Linked DNA regions of Homo sapiens: region 2 is linked to region 1. A link is an interaction called in ENCODE POLR2A ChIA-PET data of the cell type or tissue named here. Cell type or tissue: A673. All regions are shown on one strand.

Region 1 (2,500 bases):
CAAGGCGAGTGGATCACCTGAGGTCAGGAGTTTGAGACCAGCCTGGCCAATATGGTGGAACCCCATCTCTACTAGAAATACAAAAAATTAGCTGGGCATGGTGGTGGACGCCTGTAATTCCAGCTACTCGGGAGGCTGAGGCAGGAGAATCGCTTGAACCGGGGAGGCAGAGGTTGCAGTGAGCCGAAATCGTGCCATTGCACTCCAGCCTGGGCAACAAGAGTGAAACTCCATCTCAAAAAAAAAAAAAAAAAGAAAAAGAAAGAAAAGAAAAGAAAGTAGAGCCTTACAGGGTGCTCAGTGCTGGGAGGGCGTCAGGGCTGGAGGCCAGTGAGTCAGTGCTGTGGACTCTGGCCAAAGGCAGCTCAGCAGACAGCAGGGCAGGCTAGAGGGGCTGCCCCACTGTGTGATCCATTCCTGTGTGGCCGGGCTTCAGGGCAGCAGTGATGAGGAACTCCTCTAGCCCCGGGTCCCCTCCCTCCCTCCCCCGGCCACTCTGCCCACTCTGGGCTTTTTATACCCCTCTATTCTTCCCGCTCTTGACTTCCAGCTCCTGTTGCCGTGGCCTGGCACACTTCTTGCCCCTCCTCATATCTCAGCTTACATGTCCCTCTTCCAGGAGGCCTTCCTGGGCTGCTCCCATTCCCAGTACCCTGATCTGTCTATTTATTTGCCTGCCCCACCCCACCCCCTAGACTGCCAGCTACTTAAGGACAGGGACTTGGCCTGGGGCTGACTCAACCCTGGCTACCCATGCCCATAGGCTGCTGGCACACCAGGATGGGTGCTCAATGGATGTGCAGTGATCAATCTCATGCCCTGAGGTGCTCTTCGCACCTCTCCCCACCTTGCTTCCAGGGAACTGTGCGGGGTCGAGGCCGGGTGGGGCAGTGGTTACCCCACTTGCTTTGGGGTCTGGCTGCTAGAGTTGGGGTCCCAGCACCACCCCTTCTGGGCTCTGTGACCTTGGGCAAGTTCTTTAGCCTTTCTGTGCCTCAGTTTCCTCACTTGAATTGAGACAGACGCAGTACTAAGAGCAGTTTAGAGAACTGTATTTGCCAGCACTGTGACCTGCACAATGAATCCCAGTGTCTCCTTGGCTTCCTTTGGGGAAGCAGAGCCAGGTTTCCTGGGAGAGGGAGGCAAAACCTTGGAACGTGTATGGTCCTGCTGCGTGCCAAGCGCGGTGCTGGGGAGGACTCGCCTGCCACAGTTGAGGAGGTTGTTAATTTCCGTTTTCGGGGGCAGCAAGGCTCAGAGAGAGAAGGTTATTGACTCATCAGCAGAGCAAAAGCCTCTGAGCATCTGGATTTGTCTCCAAGCCCTGCACAGCCTGCAGCCACCTCTCACTTGTGGCTGAGTTGTTTGTTTTGGTAAGAGATTCACAGAGAGAAAAGATTCACATACCAAGCAATTTACCCACTTAAAGTGTACAATTTAATGGTTTTTAGTATATTGTGCAACCAACCACACAATCTATTTTTAGAATATTTTCATCATCCCCCAAAGAAACCCTATTTCTCCCAACTTTCCAGCCCCTGACAGTCACTAATCTACTGTATAGACTGGTGTCAATTCTGTCTACATAGATTTGCCTTTTCTGGATATTATGTACACAGGCTGATCATCCTAAATCCAAAAATCCAAATCCAAAATCTGAAATATTTTGCGGGCCGACATGATGCTGAAAGAAATGTCTATTGGAGCATTTTGGATTTCAGATTTTTGGATTAGGAATGCTCAGACTATAAGTGTAATGTAAATATCCCCAAATCAGAAAAAATCTGAAACCCAAAACACTTCTGGTCCCAAGCAACACAGGAAAGTGTATGTCTTGTTCGACATGGGATCTCCAGCACCTAGCACATAGTAGGCATTCAATAAATATCCATTCAATGTAGAAGTCGGTGCTGCTCCCCGGGTGGGGGTCTGTATCCACTAGGAAGCCCTAATGAGAGGCTGCCCTTGCCTTGCAGTCATCAAGAGCCCCCCTGGCTGGGAGGTGGGTGTCTATGCTGCAGGGGCCCTGGCCCTGCTGGGAATCGCAGCTGTGAGCCTGTGGAAGCTCTGGACGTCGGGGAGCTTCCCCAGCCCCTCTCCGTTCCCCAATTACGACTACAGGTACCTTCAGCAGAAGTACGGCGAGAGCTGCGCAGAGGCCAGGGAGAAGGTGAGGCTTCTGCTCCTGCAGGTGCACAGCGAGTGCAACCCCATGCCCCTACCATCCACTCAGATCAGTCTTCAGCCCCTCTCCCTCCGTCACCACCTCCTCCTGGTTAATGTCCTCCTTTGAAAGGGGAGTAGACCTCCCTCTTCCCCTTTCACATCTTCAACTTTTTTTTTTTTTTTTTTTTTTTTGAGATAGAGTTTCCCTCTTGTTGCCCAGGCTGGAGTGCAATGGCATGATCTGGGCTCACTGCAACCTCTGCCTCCTGGGTTCAAGCGATTATCCTGCTTCAGCTTCCCAAGTAGCTGGGATTATAAGCGTGCACCACCATGC
Region 2 (2,500 bases), 160 kb after region 1:
TTACCTGCCTCTAATAAAAATGTAGGTGGTATTAAACCACAAGCTAGACCATCAGGAAGGAGGTACAAGGATAGATCCACAACCTGCTCTTGGCCTTTATCTCAGCAAGCTACCTGGCTTCTGTACTCCTACTTTGATTCACCTGCTGTTGCAGCAGGGTTTTAGGAGGATCCTATTTGTGTATCTAAGATTCAACATTCATGAAGGAGCAGAAATACTTGGATTTGCCTCTTAGCTCTTGGAGCTGGAGAGTGGATGACTTCCTGCAAGGCACGATTTTTGGATTGGCTTCTCAATTATTACAGGAATCCTCAACTTTTAGAATTGCCAGCCTATTCATCTGATCTTGAAAGTGTACAAACTTACCTTCAAACAGTGTAGAATATATGCAATTCTGGACCTAGACAGAGGCAATAACCTAAAGACATTTGCAGCTCATTTCTTGTCAGAACCCATTGAGAATAGTGGTATTGATGGAAGACTGTCAAGCCCATCCAGTTCTCTAGTCTAAATAGTCTCAGTTTATCCATGACTTGAGCCATCTAAAAGTTGCATAACAAATTAGCCGGGCGTGGTGGCGCATGCCTATAGTCCCAGCTACCCGAGAGGCTAAGGCAGGAGAATCACTTGAACCCAGAAGGCGAAGGCTGCAGTGAGCCGAGATCGCACCACTGCACTCCAGCCTGGGTGATCGAGTGAGACTCCGTCTCCAAAAAAAAAAAAAAAAAAAAAAAAAGTTGAATAACATTAATACAGCAATATTCTTCAAGGTGGTTGGATTGCTGGTGATTTTTATTTTCTTTTTAAACTCTTCTATTTTCCAAATTTTATGCCATGGGACTGTGTTCTAAACTGTCCAGTATGAAGAAAACAAAGAGCTCTGTTACTATAAAGAAAATGGTTTTCAGGTCTCTATTCAGTGGCTCTGGTGTAATAGAGCTGTATCAAGTCTTTCTTTGCAAAACTCTTTATTTCCTTTTATTTTTATTAGTTGTTCATGCTCTATGCAGTCTGTATAACCTTGGGTTTTAAATTCTTCAAGCAAATTGCAGTTTTCTGTTAGAACTTTAGTTATATTGTACTTATATTCAGTAAAGAAAATACTTAACATAAGCCAACAATTGTCAGCTTGTCCTAATTTAGTTAGAATTGTTAATATTGCCTGTGTATTTACCCAGTTCAAAGCTGGTTCCGTTGCCAGTATTTTATTTTCTATTTTATAACCAGTTCTCAATAGGCTCCAATAAGGAATAATTTTTCTACCACTTACAGCAACTTTCTTTGCCAAATCCACAATATCTTCTATCAACTCAAGATGTTGTGATTTCTTCAAACTTATCTCAGAACCACAAGAATTGCTAAATTTCTCTCACTTAGATGTAATCTTTTTATTGCGTACCCACCCCATCCCAGTTAAGCTGAGTCACACGAACATAATTGTCGGTCATAAATTGAGGAGCAACGACATAGTCACCCATATTAGGGCAATTTTCTAACAAGACATAATCCACTACAGTGAAACTTTCTTTGGCAAAATCATCCATGGTGCACGAGCAGGGGCTTGCAGCCCATGAGCCTCAGATGCAGGCTACCACTGCTGCCACCTCCAGTTCTTCATGTCAGCCAGATGGCAGGAGGGAGCAAGTGGGCCTATTACAGTTTTAAGAGATGAGGTCTCACTGTGTTGCCCAAGCTGGCCTTGAAATCCTGGACTCAAGCGATCTTCCTGCTTTAACCTCTTGCATAGCTGGGACTGCAAGCATGAGCCACAGTGCTTGGCTGAATGATAATTCATAGTAGCTAAAATGTAGCAACCTAAATGTCCATCAGCAGTGAATACTTTAGCATAATGTGCTATTTCCATTCACTGGATTATTATTTAGCCTTAAAAAGGAAGGAAATTCTGATATATACTACACATTACATGAATCCTAAGGACTTATGCTAAGTGAAATAACCCAGCCACAAAAATATAAATACTGTGTAATTCCACTGACATGAAGTATATAGAGTAACCAAAATCATGGAGACAAAATAGAATAGTGGTTACTGGGAAGAAGGGCAATGGGGACTTAAAACGGCCATAGTTTCAGTTTTATAAGATGAACAGAGTTATGGAGATGGATGGTGGTAATGGTTGCACAACATTGTGAATATATTTAATAACACTGAACTGTGCTCCTAAAAATGGTTAAGATAGAACATTTTATGTTTTTTGTATTTTACTACCATTTTTTACAAGTTGAAAAAAAAATAGACTCCTGGATATAGTATTCAAATTTCTGAGCTATGCAAATATGTAAGATCTTATTCAGTCATCAGTCTTCGGTTTTCTTCCCACTTCCTTACCACTTTTCCTTTCCTCGGTAATCTTCTTACTGCTAATAATGATCTTTGGAAGCCCTTTGTAACCTTGTATTTTCTAAATAAACCCAAGGGTGAACACAAATAACTTTGCTGTGATTTAAAATAAAATAGCAATTATATCTAACCTAACAGA

What was found. Peaks named below come from ENCODE experiments on the same cell type or tissue, not always from the same donor. Only the 100,000 strongest peaks of a DNase experiment are listed, where the experiment ranks them.
Region 2: POLR2A ChIA-PET joins it to region 1 with 11 read pairs; 6 of 35 experiments call an interaction of 5 or more read pairs at or near these places.

What each region holds. Positions count from the first base shown.
Region 1 is chr11:67,032,669-67,035,168 of GRCh38, forward strand. It overlaps SYT12 (synaptotagmin 12), which reads left to right. Exons shown (of 8, transcript NM_177963.4): 3 at 1,977-2,170. Among named protein-coding and RNA genes, the nearest start is that of SYT12, 11 kb to the left of the region's middle. RefSeq lists an enhancer at 1-419. In A673, no CTCF peak of the experiment used is centred here; a DNase peak (open chromatin) is centred at 1,353; H3K27ac peaks cover 853 bases.
Region 2 is chr11:67,194,659-67,197,158 of GRCh38, forward strand. All of the region lies in intron 5 of KDM2A (lysine demethylase 2A), which reads left to right. Among named protein-coding and RNA genes, the nearest start is that of GRK2, 71 kb to the right of the region's middle. In A673, a CTCF peak has its summit at 1,627; a DNase peak (open chromatin) is centred at 1,463; H3K27ac peaks cover 1,805 bases.